Regions from separate parts of the Mus musculus genome. Here region 2 is linked to region 1. The links are chromatin loops, found by intact Hi-C in ENCODE. Cell type or tissue: left cerebral cortex. All regions are shown on one strand. Each heading gives the region's core, and the rest is flanking DNA. Links, peaks and the distances in the headings are about the cores only. Region 1 overlaps Tfap2d (transcription factor AP-2, delta). Region 2 overlaps Tfap2b (transcription factor AP-2 beta).

Region 1 (8,514 bases), core at 3,359-5,858:
CTCAAGTATGTGAAGACTAGAGCCCTTTATTCAAGTGAACCCCATATCGCGATTCCACCATGAACCCATTCATGATTAGCTTAGTCACCGTCTAGGTCCTCATCATTATTTTATTATTAAATACTCTGTGAGAAATAAAAGGGCTTGGGTGTCTGACAAACGGGAGGGGCCCCCCAGGTCGCCTCAGAAGAGTCACCAGGAAAAAAAGAAGTGGGTCTTTCTTTCTTTTTTCCTTTTTTCTCTCTTTCTTTTTTCTTTCTTTTTTTAATGATTAAAAACATAGGCGACTCCTGTAAATAGAAGCCCCGTTTCTTCGAGAGATGCCTTTTGAAACCCACTGTCTGAATATTCAACGAAGGCAAAGCTCCACTCTGTACGAACAACATTAATATGATCTCTGCAGAATTTGTTACTCAGAAATATTAACATATCAAAGCCAACGCCGGAGGCGAAAGAAGCTATCGATACGCGAGTGCAGGGTAAAGTAAAGATTATTGGTTCTGATGGTCTGAGTGGCTGAGCTGCGGGCAAAATCGAGCACACCATTAACCGGGAGTGAGCGCGCGGGGAGCGGGCCTCTGAGGCGGCCGCAAATATTTTATCTAGGTGGTAATTACCTCGCTGCTGCCTCCCTGGTCTGTCTACATTATCTTTCGGTTATCAAGCCTTCGTTTACAGGGGGAAAAATGTAATTGACACCAAAGTGAGTCTGAGAAATAACATTTATTTTTTACTACAAATTTAGGGACCAATGACTCCCCATCTCTCCACCCATCTCCAAGTCAGACCAGCTTCTTTCTACACTCTCTCATGTTGCACACCTAGGTGGTATCTTAACTCAAGTCACACCCTGAGAGGGAGTGTCTTGAGAAGTAAATATGTTTTTCCTAATATTGTAAATGCTGGATACCATCAGGAATATAGACGTATCCAAGAACTTAATAAAAGAAAGAAAATGATGGAACAAAAGGACTACTTTAAGAGAGGATGGCCTGTAACGTGTAGATTGGAAAAGGAACGGGTATTGTCACCATAGGAGGGGATGGGAAGGGAATAGCTTAACACTTACATGTTCTATTTCTGATGAACCTGAGAGAAGCTGAGTTATTGATTTAAGAGTTCGCTGTGTGCAACCATGCCAATAAAGAGAAGGTGTTTTCTGGGTCTTTTGACATGAGGGGACTTGCAGCACTGATATAATATAAAAGTCCTTGTTATCCATTTGGATATTGTGCACGTTGATAGCTACAGAGTCAGGAAACACTCTCCCTGCCCCCTATCTCTCTAGAGTCCAGATTGCTCCCATCCTTCCTGTAAGACATGCGAAAATGGACAAACGTACTCTGATGCTTGGATCTGAGTTACTCAGAGGTGGGGGGCTACAGATCTTGATGGTGCTTAACTCCAAATTTCCAGGTCCTTTCCCTTGGGAATTGCACTTTTCCCCTAAACAATCAACGCTTGGTTTAAAATACCAGGCTAAGAAAAGGATTTTTAAATGTGAAACAAATATGTACTGAATTGCACAAGAACAAGAAAACATCACCCGAGGAACTCCACTTCCGTACTTCTGATGCGTTATGAAAAGCGCACTTGCATCTTTTAGACACCTCGAAGCTTAGCTCCTTTTGGATGGCCAGATGAAAGGCCGTCCCCGGAAACTTTATTGACTCCAGAGCACCTACAGTTCCAGCGTCCAACCTGGAATTCATCCTTTTAGCTGTCTACAATCGTTTGGATGTGGTAGTCAAGCGTTGAGAGAGGCATTTTAGCAAGTACGAAATAGAATATACTAAGTGCGCCGGAAAGCTCTCTCTGCTAGCAGCCGGTTTCGCTCCCTAATTAGTGGCGCTGTCCTTCAGCACCACTGTGCCTGTGCGCCCTGAGCGCTTGGCCACACCTTTACTGTTTTTCCTTCCCAACAAACCCCAATCAGCAAGACTTACCGAGAGCCCCCCTCCCCCCCACCTTTTCACGGTGTATGCTTTATTTGTCCAAAACTTATTAGTGGTTAAATTTAACATTTATAAACTTGTCTCTGTTTTATATAATTTCAATATGGCTGAATTCAGGCCTGACTGGAAAGCTTAATAGTATCTCTTTTAAATATCTATAAGAAGTGATATCTATATGCTAAAAACTAGCTTTGAAGCCTCAAAAGTGTGAAACAACAGATTCGAGTAATTCTTTTAAACTCAAAATACAGTGCAGGCACACACTTTTGGAGCAGCCAAGTTCCAACAGATAAACTTCCTTTCTTTTCTCTCTTAATGTTTATAGTGGATCCTGGGTCATGAAATCTGTGTTTTCACACAAAATATTCCACTGTTTTCAAAGAGTGAATTTCTCAACCCCCCACCCCCAAAAGCAAATCATTCATCTAGCTTTGAAATAATGGAGATGGTCTAAGGGAGCTATTTGGTACCATCAGAAGTTTAGCAGTTTGGTTACTAGAGACAACTGTGGCCCTGAAGCAGGAATTAGTTTTGGTGAATAGGCTGTCTTATTAATTCGTATGAAGTTGGGATAACAGCTGGTCCCTCTTGCCTCATGCGCTCCTCGGGTTACTGGGCATGCTAGAAAAATAAACTTCAGAGGCTCTGGGTACAGTTAAGCAGCAAAGCCAGTAAAAATCTGTACTGCCTTGAGGCCCTGTGAATGTCATAGTTCAAAACCTTTTGTCAAAATGGAACATCTGAGATACAGCTCCCTTCAGTGCCTCAGCTGAATGCAACAGCTCTCTTCTCTCCCCTCACCCCCCTTTCCAATGCTATGGGTAACTCTCTGGATTCAGATGTTTTCCTCAACAGATGGGAACAAGAAAGCTTTATCCAGTACACTTAACATTAACACTACCTCCTCCTCCCACCCTCCCTTGAAGAAAGAAATGTTCTGGACGTTTCAAAAATAATAATAAGGCAGTTACAATATTGGTGACTCATTAGCCTCCTGGAAAGCGTCAATGATACAGCCTTTCACAGAATCCCTTAAGGCCCATAGCTGACACCATCACCCCAAACACTCAGGCTGTGGCTGGCACATTAGGTCTAAAAGAAACCAGAAATCCTGCTCCAGGATGTGGTATGGGTGAAGGAAAAGAAGTGTGAAAACTTTTTTTTTTTAAATCCCAGTAATTTTCTCCCTAACTTTGATGCTGTCCCATGCTCTGAGGAGTATTGGAGAGTCCCCAGCAAAGGTGGGGCTCACCTAGCACTTAAGTGTCAATGGAAGAAAGGAGGCTTTTTAATGTAGATACGCCTGTATGGACCTAGAATAACTGACTAACATAATTCCTTTCTTAATAATCAGACAAAGAATCTGATGCTTCCAAGTCTCCCCAGATCTTCAAAACAAAGAAACAGTCTAGAAACTAATATTTGAGACCAAGATATTCCTACTCACCTCTTCTGATCACCCCCCCTTGGCCGTTGAGAACAATCCCACACTGGGCTTCCACGGAACCCTTTAGAAAAGAAGAAAGAAAGAGAAGCATTCAAATATCATAGGCATGACCATGTGGGTGAAGCATTTTAGACTAGCCTATCCCTGACCCCTTCTCAGGAGACCATTCAAAGCACCATAGAGCTGGAGCACGCTTAACAGCAAACAGAGTTTTAGTATATATATCCCCAAACCCTACAATCTAAAAGTTCTATTCATCTTAAGGTATGCATTTCACATCCCTCCCCAATATTACACTTTAGAAAGCTTAAGAGCTTTTCATTTGGGAGTAAGAGAATGAGAAGCACTTTGAGTCTCAGCGAGTGCATATACACAGGCGCATATTTACCACTTCCTGGGTGAAGAAAATTATAGCTTAAGTGTCAAGTCTGGGATTGGAAGCTAAGAGGAAGAATTTCACATGGAGGGATCAGAATATCTTAGAAGGATTCCATTTACCCCCAAAGCAGGAGCATCACATAATCCTATCCAAAATGGGCCTGGTAGAGGAAACACCTTCAGGTTCACTCCCTACCGATCCCTAGGTTCCCAAGGTTCTGTGTGATCATTTGAGCTGGAAAACTGGGAAGGGTTTACTAATTTTTTATTAAGAAAAATAAAATTTTCTCCCTGTGTCTGTCTCGTCCCCCCATCAGAATCAAAATGTGTTAAAAGCTCATTTTCCTTTACAAACAAACGAGGTATTGGACATGAAAGAGGCCTTGAAGGGTGTTAACCTATCCAACAGCCCGTGAAGAGTTAAGTAAATGCGGAGAGAGTCGGTGCATAATAAAAACCCACTTTACAAAACAACCTTTACAGCCCTGGCTCCCTTTTACCTCCCCATTTTCACCATATTGAGGCAAGCCTGTAAGACCCCCCTTTTCAACCTACTCACCAGTTCTTTCTTATTTTAAATGTTCTGCCTTAAAGTGATTATCAAATCAATATGAAAAAAAAAAAACTTGGAGCCTGAGCATAAATTAGAGCGGTGATGGGAAAAGGTGTGACAGTTTCCTTTGTTGGCCATAGCAAATCTTTTTAGGAGACTCAAAGATGGAACCGAAGCCACAGGACCGTTTGCATCTGTTAGGCAGACTTAGACCGCCCTCCAAACCATTGGACTTTCACTTAAAATTCTGTGCAGGGAAAAGTATATTTACATTTGTTGCATTTGAAATGAGGCATATGCTGATGAATGTTTTAAAAAGGAAGAAATGAAAGGGGAGAGACAGGTTTTCCCCACACACTCCCTCCTCTCTTTGCTTCTTGTTTTAAATATAGCGGTGGTTCTTTCTGTCTCATTCTGCCAAGTACATCCAGAGGACTAGAATAACTTTATCGATTTATAAGCTTGTCCTAGTATTCATACATATTATAATTCATGCACTGACATACACCTACAGAAGTCATTATGACCACACGTGCAGACATCATATGCCACACTGTTTCAGCTAGTATTTTAAAGTGATTTTTTTCCTCAGTATGAGTAATATTACTCTGAAAAGAGTAGTAAAAATAAAAGAAATAATAAATATATAAGAGATGGGCTGAAATAAAGATTTGTAAAAGAGATTTCAAGTGTAAAAGGTAAAGAAAACTGAGCTTTCCAAGGAAGCGGACTAATTCCCCTCTCTCTCTGGCGCACTGTTAGGATGCTGATTTTCTTAGAAGAAACAAACCTTGGTCTCATCACTTAACAAACCTTCCCCCCTCATAAGTAAAACATGTTGTTTGGTCAGATGACATTGCATAAATGACCAGTTGAATGGCACTAAGTCGAAAATTGGATAAACTACGGTGTCCTTTTACACAGGATTCTGCCTTTGTCTGGTGCTTGCAAATGTTCTAATCCTCTCTTTTGAAAAATACCCAGCTTTGTGCCTGGCACAGAAAAAAAAAATTTGTACAGATACAAAAAAATCAGCAACAGACGTGGCTATTAAAAGGAGTAAATAGGTTTTAGTGGAGCTAAGCATTGAATGGCAGATTTTTCCCCCTCCTGAGACATAAGGGGATCCTGTGGAAAATGTTAAAAAAAAAAAGTCCTAAGCGTATAAAATTATTTTGTGAATATAAGTGTATAAGGTCAACGTTTTAGGAGTAAAATATTTTTTCTTGTGCATGAATCTTGTAATTCTGGCTCTTTGTTGTAAGTGTAAGGGCTCCCACTTTAATTTAAAATTAATCTCTTGCTCAGGGGTAGAGGAGGGGGCAAGATATTCTGTGCGCAACAAGGGATCTCTTCTGTCTCCAAGTTGTGCTCCTGGAATATCTTCCCAGTCGTCAGGAGAAAGTGGAGGTGGCAGATTTTGTGCAGACAGAAAAAGGAAGGACTTGCCACGGGCAGAGGTGTACTTTCCACTATAAGAAAGTTCCAGTTTGACTCTTCTGGGTTCTTAGTCTAGATCTCAGGGCTTATTGATCTGAAATGTGTCTAAGACAATGGAACCACTTAATTAAAAACTCTGTTGTTGGCACCGAATGTGGAAGCGGTGTGAAGTAGGAGATTTGATGAAGTGGTGGCCTCTAAGGTGTCTGAATTTGTTTCTGCCCCCTCTCCTTCCTCTTCTTCCTTTCTTCTCAGCCTGCTGTCTTTCCTTTCCTCCTTTCCGCTTTCTCTCTCTTTGTCTTACTTCCTTTGTTTACTCATTTTTGACAGTACAATGAGTTGCATCTTACATAAGACCCGAAGGGAAAGAATAAAGAGTGCTGCCGGGCTCCTGTATGCTCAGGCACAGAGAAGCACGGCCGTACCTTGGCAAGTGCATTGTGCAGATTATGTTATTAGGGCTGTTTTGAGGCTGTCATTTGGGGTTACTTGCTTGGCACAGCAATCTGATATGCTTGTGAAACTTTGGTTCAAGCTTATGATTCCAACAATTTCCTGAAAACAAACAACCTCTCTCCTCCCGGAGAGAGACTTTCATCAGGAGACTCCCCTAAAGGTTCTGTCTAGGCCAACGCTGGAGACCCTGCAAATTATGGAAACTGAAAATACAATTGAGTGGACCTCAGCTTTTAGGAATCTTATTCTGAGACCTCTAGATTCAAAGCCAGCTCCATTGATCTCACACACCTATCCTCTCAGTGTCAGAAACGTAGATTCACAAAAGACTTCTGGTGACTGGCTCCAGAAAGGGACCTCAGCTATTGATCCAATGAGAGGAACCCAGTGGGCAGAGTCCTCCTGTAATCTCATGACTTTTTCTAATTCGTGTGCGAGTGTGAGTGAGTGTGTGTGTGTGTGTGTGTGTGTGTGTGTGTGTGTGTGTGTGTGTGAGAGAGAGAGAGAGAGAGAGAGAGAGAGAGAGAGAGAGAGAGAGAGACTTAAAGCTAGAGTATTAACGGAGAGCGGGAGGGGGAGGGCAGGGGGAGGGCGCAGACAAACCCGCTGCACGCTTATTTACCTGCAAGTCGTCGGCTCCCGCGGCGGCCAGCCCCAGGCTGGGCCCTGGCAGGAGTCTTTGATCTGGGTGCATTCCATACTGAGAGCCATGGCTCATGAGGGACAGGTCGTGGCGGCGGTAGGCATCGAGGCAACCCAGCTCCCGCCTCTGCTCGTCCAGGCAGGAGGACTTGAGAGCCCGCGCATTGTGCAGGTTAATAAAGTCGGTGGGCTCCCCGTGGTGAATCTGCTGGTAGTACTGTTGTGAGTGGTGGAGCGAGTTCAGAGAGTAGGCGTCGGGAGTGACCGCCGGGTGGCTGTGCTGGAACTCGTAATGGAAGGACTGGTGGTGGAGCGGGGTGTACTGGTGGTTAGTGGAGAAGTAGGGGGACGCAAACTCGGTGCCGGTGGTAGAGTAAGTTAAAGGAGAGGAGGAGGAATAGGCAACCGTGGAATTGGCTACGGACTCCAGACAGCCAAGCTGCATCAAACGGTAGCTGTTTGATCCGTCGTGACGTATCTGGAAGGAAGAGGGGGAAAGGGGAGAGCAGAAAAACTTGAGGTTTGTCATTTTGCAACCAAGGCGCCACTCTCCCAGAGTCGGGAGCTTTCCCTGTCTCTCCCTAGGAGGAGAGAGCGCGCTGGGCTTCCGGAGAGCAGCCGGACTCAGTGAGTGCCTTCACCAAGCAGACTTCGCTAACAGTTGAACTGGGGGTGGGCGGCCTCGTCTTCACAGTGGAGAGAGCGGGGTGGGGTGGGGGGAATCCCCCACCCTATATAGGTGCGGGCGACATTACACATGCACACACAGTCAGACAGACAGACGGACAGACACACACACACACTCAAATACACTCACACCCTTCAATTCTCAACTTGTGCCTGGAGCTAGGCGTTGGGAGTCAGGTTTGCAGGTGACTGGGGGCTTAGGGGAGCAAGAGAGTCCACATGCAGAAAACGCTAGGATGCACATCGCTACTCCAGCCAGACCCTAGCACCGAAATGCCTCCTGGCCATGCGGAGGTGTTCAGCCTGAGCTGCTAAAAAAAAAATAAATAAATAAAAGGATCACCGTCCACAAATATAAAGGTATATATACATGTACATTAAAAATCCCAGTCCGTGCAAATTGTTCAACTTGCTCGCCCCCATAGCCACTTGTGTGCCATTTCTTGAATAAACCCCTTCTGAAAGGGATGCGCTGCGTTCTTCCCCCCCACCCCCCAACCCCCACGTCCACCTACTGTCCCTCATCAGTCCCCTTTCTTTGCTTTTCGGAGAATCCTTTCTGTGTCTCTAGCTTTCTCCTCGTCCCCACTTATTGTTAGGATTATGCTTCTCCCTCATTACTGCAAATGGTGCTTAACTTGGAGGAGAGTTGCCCTCCCTGCGACAGATGTCATAACGAACTTTCTCCCGTTCCCTTCCGTAACTTCTCCCGAAAGCCAGATTATAATTAAACGTAACGGTCCAATATAGATTAGAGGCAGGGGAAGCTGCCACCACCACCGCCACCACCACCGCCGCCGCCACACACTCACACACTCACGCGCGCGCGCTCACACACACACACAAAAAAGTAATAATACCTCCGCATCGTGGACTAGTCCGGGAAAGGTAGTTGACATGATGGGTTTCTCCAAAAGCTTACGATGCAATTTCCCCCTCCAAAAAAAGAATCAGGA
Region 2 (8,514 bases), core at 1,937-4,436, 130 kb before region 1:
AGCTGTAACGGGCCTTCTTGCAAAGGAGAAGACCCACAGGGCCATCAACAGCCGTATCCCCAGGGATGAACACGGGACCAGTTGTTTTCAAATAAGGAAAAGAAAAAGCATTTTAAATTTCTAAACCGTTAAACTTCTTCCTTAATGAAGATCTTAAGCCAGTGATCAGTTAGGGGAGGGAAGGTAAGTTTTGTGGATGCCGTAGAGAGCTCCAGGCTCAGAGAGAGGGCAAGGATTCCACCTCCAGTACCACTTAAGATTCCCTTGCAGGCAAGGTTAAAGACCTGTGAGCTCTGCTTGAAGTCTTCCCTAATGTCCTCTATGGCCTTGTACTGTAGTGATGGTTGCAGCTTCCAAACATTCCTCCCATCCCCCACCCTCCATTTCTTTCCCCACAGTTATAGCCTTTCTAGAGCTGGAGTTTTGCTTACACAGGTCATTGACTTCTTACCAAAAGCTGGTGGGAGAGTCATGCTGGTACAGAGTTTGCCTGCAGGATAATAAATTACTTGTCTCTTTATCCAAGGCTTGTGTTCCCTTGCTGGAGGAACCTTGTCATAGAGTATAAAAATTACCCACAACACAACTCTCTATCTGCCCAGTGATAACCAGCCCCACACTCTGTCAAGCAAATGAAAGGGTACGCCAATGTTAACACAACTGAGTAAGAGACTAAAGCACTTCCGTAAGTTTCCTTTTAAGCTATATAGATCACATACCCTCATAAAGGCACTTCCTTTGGGTATCTGTTTTATTTTGCTTTGTTTGGGTCCTTTCTTTTTTCCCAGTCCCTTCTCCTTTTATTTTTTGAGTCCATTGTTTACAGTTCTACCCATAAAAAACTGTGTTCCCTTTAAATTCATAAATAATACTAGAACTAGAAAATCTCTAATAAAACTCATTGCTCTAGCTCTTCTGTTTTTTCTATTGGAAAATCTAAATGGACAAGGTTTCTTTGAAAAATGGAAATTTTATGAGAAACATACTATCAATCACTCTAGTACCAACTGTATGTTACACACTCTGGTGTAATCTGAGCTCAGGATGTACCATTTCTGTATTATGTACTGATTGCTATTTCTGCTTTTTATGATTATGTTAGGCAATGATAGTGTAGGAAAAGACAGATCAAGCCTGTGATGCCCCAAGAGAGGCAGTGGCTCATACAAACTGTAGAATATCTTAAATGACTTTGCTTTCCTAGTCTCCAGGAAGATATTCCCACCTTGGGACAAAATACAGATTAAGACATTCAGTCACTGGAGCGTATGGGGCTAAACCAGAGTCCATTAACCCAAGTGAGAAAAGCTGGCTGCCTCAGAACCCAAGATAAGAAACAGCATCTTTTTTGGGGGGGTGGGGGGTGAGACAGGGTTTCTCTGTATAGCCCTGGCTGTCCTGGAACTCACTCTGTAGACCAGGCTGGCCTCGAACTCCAGAAATCCGCCTGCCTCTGCCTCCCCAGTGCTGGAATTAAAGGCATGTGCCACCATACCAGGCTGAAACAGCATCTTAAGCTATAAACAACTCTATCCTCTTCTTGGCCTAGGGAGTTTTTTCATCATTTATTTTCAGAGACCCTTACTGATGAAGAGAGCAAGAGATTCCATCCTAAAATGGATCACTTAACCCTTCCCACCCCCCAAGAACCAATGTCTCCAGGGGCAAGAGCCAACACCCAGTTTTGCAATATGTACCAACACCACTTGGGAACACCTAGCCCATTGGCCACCCACTTGTAGCATCTTTGACTTGTATTCAGGATCTCTTAGTCACCCAGGAAGTAAATATAACACTCCTTTTTACTTTTAAGGGTAAAACAAACAATAAGTTGCAGTTAACATGAACTTTTATTACAAATATGATTGGGACTAGTATCCATTTGAAGTTTTAAGAGTTTTTTAAAAAGCACCTCCTACTGGAAATAAAAGTGTTCATTTTTCTGATATGCAAAATTTATTATATTTCTGTTGTAACAAAAACACTGTATGTACGTCTGTGGCGGGGGTGCAAAAGGAAGAAATCTTTTTTGCTATATCTTTGTTTCTGTCTGTAGAATGGAACAATCTTTATGTTTAAGGAACTGAAGAGGAGAACACAACAAAAACACAACAATCTTTTTTATTTATGTAAATCAGATTAACACTGGACAATAAACCAATTTCTACCCAATACCATAACAGCTTGTCTATAAAGAACAGAAGAATTCAAATAGGATTCTAGCTAGGGTCAAGCGGTTCTTTTTTTCTTTTAAACCACCCATTCACAGAGGTATAGAGTCACAGATAAATAATCCCAAACTACTTGCTCATCATATTTACACATTCCCATTAAATTAAGCATAAATAAATATATACAAACTTAACACAGATACCCTCCAGAGTGCCCTCGAGAAGAGGCAGTTGTTACCTCTTGACTGGGTGGTCAAAACAAATGGTACTGAATTAAAGGCCAACTCAAAAGGAGAAACGGTTTTGGCATTAAAGAAGAAATGGTGTTCACCCCGTTGTTTTTGTTGTTTTTTTGTGTTTTTTGGGTTTTTGTTTTGTTTTGTTTTAAGAAAACAATCCAATACTTCTGGTTTTTTTTTCTTTTACCAATAATTTAATGTATATCAGCAAAGGAGGGAAGCTCTTGTTTCTCTGAGCACTTGAGGCAGAGTCTGATGGTTTGAGGTCATCAGTTCCTTCCCACAGAATGTATTACAAGTACAGGATATCAGGTATGGCGATGAATTTTCTATCAATACTCTAAATAGGGAGGGGTCTTGTAACCATGAACGAAGTGTGTAGAAAAGTTGGAAGGTTGGGGTTTCCCATTCGACCAGTTTTCAAAGGTTATGAAATAATTGCTTAAGAGAAAGTTCCTGGCCAAGGCCAACAAAGGTCGGATCTTCAAAAGCCCGTTGAGCTCTTTATATGGGGGTGGAGAAAGCTATGGAAGAAGGAGTAGGTTTTGGGCAGGTAAGTGGGGAAGTGAGGAAGTGGGGGGGGGCAAGATAAGTTGGTGAAAAGAAGAAAAGAAAGTTACTTCGTAGTTGGGATGAAAATTAAAGGTCTCTGGAGAGGGAATCCTCACCTAGGAACAAACTCCATGAGACTCAGAATAAAAGTAGGAGGATGCTTGATTCAAAAAGAAGGGGCTCCAAGGACCTTGGGGGAACTCCAGCAGTCACCGGCCTACGCTTCAGTCTTTAGCTATTTGGTTTTGGACCCCCGGCATTTGGTAGGGCTTGGGGGTGGTGGGAGCGGGCCTAGATAAGATAAGCCATCTACAGAGTGCAGGGGAGAGTATAGGACTGTAACTCACCTGTTTGGTTTGAAAACAAAACTCAAAGGGCCTGGCCTTAAACGTTTTTCCTTGACTTAAAAGGCAAACTCTTGCGTTAATCCTACTGTTTATTGATTTATAAATCCAAGGAAACCAAATCTTTTAATAACTCAATTATCAGATAAATGTAGCCGGCTTGGCTAAGGAAAGCATGGGGGCGAAAGGTCCGACGTGAAGAGAGAGAAAAAGAACAGAAACAGAAGACAACCCCGGAGATGGGGGAGGGAAGCCTCAAGCCAGGTCTATCTAGCTGCCCCTTCGCTGATGCTCACAGGAACATCAGGGCATCTAAGGGAGCCTACCTACCCAAGAATGACAGTTCTTATTTCATGTCCACACTTCAGGCAATTAAAAAAAATGTCCACACTTCCTGGCAATAAAGAACACATGGAAGTTTCAAATTCCATGGACTTTTCCAAGCTACAAGGTCTCTGAGAGTAGAGCCCCTAGTGACCGCTTGCGGCAAAATGGCTTTACAGAGCTCTGGCATCCCTCCCCCGCAGCAGCCAGTGGGGCGCCGCCCCTTTACCTACTCGGGAACCGGCCCTTCGCGGCTGCCTTAGCCCTTAGGGTGAGGCCGAGAGCAAGAAGGGCCTGTACGGCTCGCGCCCTCAGCAGCTGCTGATTCTATGTCCTCAACACCACTGGGCTTCAGTGGCCCACATGTTCCCAGGACCTGCACAGTAAGAGCAAGGCGCATCCATCGCGTCTCTCGATGTCACACGCGTGGGGCGCGTTGCCCTGCAAGGAAAGGAGACGATGTTTTTCAATGTGTTTTCTGCTGGCTTCGTGCAATCAGAATTCAACTAATGCAAGCGTCCAGGTTCTTGGACAAATGGGGTGGGCTTCTAAACTGAGGAAAGATGAGAATCTATAGTTCACACATGTATTTTTTCCTGCCCTTTCTACTCCTTTCAGCCTCGTCTAGGGCTGTGTCCTGGAAACCTATGGGGCTCAGAAGCAGCTAGAGATAGGAGCAGAGATGTTGCCTGACCTCAATTTTTGTTTACAACCTTCATCCTTTGAGCGATTCCCTCAGAGGGTCCCTAAAACTTCAACCCCTTCCCTTGCTTCAAAGTGGATTGAAAAAGATAGGAATACTGAGAGTCCAGACTACTGGGGGAAGGGACTGTGTAAATCACAGAAAACATCTGAACATATATCCTAATGGATTTTATAAAGTTCCCGTCTAGGTAGGTGAAAAAAAATAAGTGTACCCAAACTAAATGTGTGCACCAATCAAATACTCTACTCCTTGAACTTGCTAAAGGTGCCGGTTTTACTTCGTGGTAATATTAAGATGGGGTACAGTAAAAAGTTGGACTAAGAGAAGAGAGATACATTAAATTCATGGAACTTCATCCATTAGGAATATTCCCAATAAATCAAGACAGGAATTCAAAGTTGAAATACAATCTCGTTCCCTTTGCCTTGTGTTTCTGGTGTGTGTGTGTGTGTGTGTGTGTGTGTGTGTGTGTGTGTGTGTACCATTTTATGCCAAAATACCTGTGTGTCTGAGAAGGAAAACTGTTTCATTCATAAAGCAGAGTCATGGTAGTTTATAGACTGTCTTCCCCAATCACTCAGCAAAACTACTTCTTTCCCCCATTAAAACATCCAGTCCCCAAAGAGCCCAAGGAAATGGAATCCATTTTTCCAGTAAAGACAATACCATTACAATATAGGTCCCAAAGCCAAGATACCTTACTCGACTCCCTTAAAATGCATTCTGCAGTGTCCCGCCCCTGCTGGAATTCCTGCGTTGAGGTGTGTTAGCAAGAAATCCAAAGCCGCTCCCCCCAACACTGGCCACTTCCTAAATGATTCTCTTTGAGCTTCTTTAAAGAAGTAAAACCTGCCGAATCTGACAGGCAGGCTTTAACTTTAAAAAGGATCAGGTTGTTGCTGTTGTTTCTCAGTACCTTATAGATTGTGTAGGAAGCCCAAATCTTCCTTGAAGAAGCTCATAAACCATGCGGGTAAAGCTTGGGGAAACAGAAGAGAGTCAGTGGTACATACCCCTCCGAAGGAATTACATACTAATCAAAGTTTTCATGTTTTGGTTTTTGTTTTTTCCTTTCTTTTCCTTTCTTTTTAAACTATACCGCTAGATGACACAAGTATAACAAATGTAATATTCTCTGTGAACAGGTGCTGTCACGTCTGGGAGACTAGTAACATTTTCTAAAAGGAACCAAGATGAATCAACTTATCGGTTTCCTCTCTGCCGCGGGAGCCTGGGCTCTCAAGCCTGGATCAAAAGCTAGAGCCTCCGCCTGTCCCCCACCCCCACCCTTGGCCTCCCTAATTAAACACACCGGGGCGGGGTGAGGGTGAGGGTGGGGGTGGAGGGGAGGTAGGGGAGTTGGGCTCAGGGGAGTTAGGAACGCAAGGCGCGGTCTGGACACCAAAGGGGCTAACACCAGAGAGCTAATCACACTCGTGATCACCCAGCAGATTTCCGGGATCGCTGTGAGGAAGGGAGAAAGGGAAGCAGCGGTGAGGAGAATGAGGAGAAATGGAGGGCGCGAAGTGCGAGAGTTTCCTTAAAAAAAAAAAAAATTAAATTAAAGATTTAAAAGTTCGTGCGTCTCAGTCAACCAGCTCTCAAAAGCATTGACACCAACGTTTCTCCAATTTTCTTCCAATAAGTTAGCGTGTTCTCATGTTTAGTCTCACGTTTTATTTTCCAAAAGGGGGATTCATAGTTTTCCTTTTTTATCTGTATTACTAAATTCGAAAGAACCGAAGTGGAAAATCCGGACGGTTGTCTCCACGTGTATCTTGAAATAGACACCGAGAGCCGGTTTGTTGCTCCGTTGTATGCCTCAGTTTATTTTTTTTTAACGTTATTTAGCTTTCTTTTTAAATTTTGATTGTATGTGTATTCTACCTAATATAATTCCTCCAAAGCCAATCCAATATGTTAAAGCTAAATTTATTTTTTTTCTGTTTTCCTTTTGTATTTAAAACATTTTCCTTCTCTTTAATTTTTTTTTTTTCATTTCCTGTGTTTCTCCTCCTTGTCGCCAGTTTTACTACCTGGGCCTTCCCCAGACGTGTGCCTGTTAGTGGTGTTGTTCAAGAACATCTTGTCCATGCCTTTGAGCGCCTCGGTGAGATAGTTCTGCAGGGCCGTGAGCGCAGCGCAAATGGCCGGGGCACCGAAGCCGTGCGTGATGAGACTGAAGTGCGTGAGACAGCTTTGGATGCCCGGCTCCAGGATGGGGCTGGGCCTGCTGTTTCCGATCGGTGTCCGGTCCTGAGCCAGCAGATCCGTAAATTCTTTACAAAGTTGCCTGAGAAGGGGTGAGGGAAGAAGACAAAAGCACCCTCAGAGTTCTGGTCGCTCGCCTAGAAAACCAGACACTCACACAAGCCCTGAGGCTTTGGGTCTGAGGACAGCAAAGCTATCTTTCGGGATTCCTCTCCATTTCTTTCCCCCGGGGCACTCCCTCACCCAAGCAGCTGGGACTAGAAAGAACTCAGGGAGAGGAGGGATGCACCCCTCCCACAACCCTACACCCACCCCTACCCTTTCTTTCTCTTTCTGTTCCGGGACCACCTGTATTCTGCTTTAGGAAATTCGTTAGGCATTTTAGCTTTTGATTTTGAATAGACAATAAATTTTAGCTGTTACCTGGCAATTTTGAAAAATTATTACCCCTTCTTCCCACCTGCCTTTCCAAACTCTCTCTCTCTCTCTCTCTCTCTCTCTCTCTCTCTCACTCCCTCTCTCTCTCTCTCTCTCTCTCACACACACACACACACACACACACACACACAGACACACACACACACACACACACACACACACACACACACACACACACACACACACAAGGGAAAGATTTAAGCCCCTCAGCCACAAGCCTGTCCTTGGCATAGAAGCAGATTGCTGTAGCCTTGCATGGCCCAGGGCAAAAACCTGTTTATCCTAAAAGAGAATGCTGATTCCATTCAAAGCAAAACCCATCTACCTGCAGCATTTTGGAAGAAATATCTCTTCCCTTCTTAAAAAAAAAAATGACCCCCTTTTTTGCATATGTGAGCTAATAAAAATCTTTGTGTAACAGGATGGTTGTCAATAGAAAAGGATTTCCTCATAGTTTAAATAAAACTTAGAGGTAGATGGTTGCCACACTAGAGATGATGGATTTTTATTTGTTGAAGGTTTTAATTTCCTCAAGGCACCTACAATTTAGAGTACTCTTCTAGCCTTAGGAAGCCCTTGTGTATGGATTGGGCTTATTTGAGAAATTTTTAATATAGGGAATGAATGGGAGGGGTATAGCCCTGAAGGTCAAATGGCTTGGCTCTGCTGGCAGGCTGAGGTATGACATCCTCTGAGGCCACAGCCTTTTCTCAGATTGGCAGGCTTCTGACCACCGTCCTTTACCCAGCCTCTGGTTCAATGGGATGTCAAGAAAAGCAAACATATCTAGCCAACTGGACCTATACAGTCAAGGAATGGCTGAAAGGGCACTTAGCAACTAACAGTCAGACCCTTGGGGTACTCTTCCCTGGGGTGGTGCTACATTGCCCAGGGCTAGTAATAAACCAAATAGGGGCTCTTTCTCCACCCACTGACAGCAACCAAGAAAGATTGATATTTCCAAGCCCTGTGGATAAAGATCAAGTCTTTTTACCTTCTCAGGGCTCCATTCCCATACATCCCTAAAAGTGACTGTGATTACCCAATAGAGCCTTTGCCAGTGAGATTTACATACACTCTCCCAGGCTCTGACTCACCTCCCTTCTATCATTCCAATGTGAAGGGTTTGGAGATTGGGTTCAGAAATGAAGGGGTGTAGCAGGGGTCTGGGAATGTGTAGTGGGAAATCTTCCAAGGTGATTCTGATAACCTAGGCTAAAGAATAGTGGCCTTAAAAGTCATAAGGTTTCCAAATGAGTGTGTGTGTGTGTGTGTGTGTGAGAGAGAGAGAGAGAGAGAGAGAGAGAGAGAGAGAGAGAGAGAGAGGTTTTGAGGATCTTGTTATCTAATTTAGACAAGGTTAGTTTGGTTTTTAAATTATTTTATTCGTCCTTAAATTTCCCTGCTTCATTTATAAAGTACAACTAACTGGTCCTTACTACCATATACCAGAGGAGAGGTAAGAGCAAAACCCACCACACCACCAACAAAAAAGATCTATTGTACTGCAAGATGGTAGTAGGTTGGTG

The links. A loop is a pair of places that touch in the nucleus more often than their neighbours do. Peaks named below come from ENCODE experiments on the same cell type or tissue, not always from the same donor. Only the 100,000 strongest peaks of a DNase experiment are listed, where the experiment ranks them.
Region 2: a loop joins it to region 1, with 4 times the contacts of the local background. A loop is called at or near these places in 7 of 42 quality-filtered maps.

What each region holds. Positions count from the first base shown.
Region 1 is chr1:19,103,199-19,111,712 of GRCm38, reverse strand. Tfap2d (transcription factor AP-2, delta) reads right to left here. Exons shown (of 8, transcript NM_153154.3): 1 at 8,419-8,514; 2 at 6,852-7,349; 3 at 3,403-3,463. The coding sequence starts at 8,457. Gm15825 (predicted gene 15825) reads left to right here and starts at 6,873. Exons shown (of 4, transcript NR_151619.1): 1 at 6,873-7,043. In left cerebral cortex, for the core only: no CTCF peak of the experiment used is centred there; a DNase peak (open chromatin) is centred at 4,417.
Region 2 is chr1:19,232,165-19,240,678 of GRCm38, reverse strand. It overlaps Tfap2b (transcription factor AP-2 beta), which reads right to left. Exons shown (of 7, transcript NM_009334.3): 7 at 1,834-6,629. The coding sequence ends at 6,332. Among named protein-coding and RNA genes, the nearest start is that of Tfap2b, 28 kb to the right of the region's middle. In left cerebral cortex, for the core only: no CTCF peak of the experiment used is centred there; no DNase peak of the experiment used is centred there.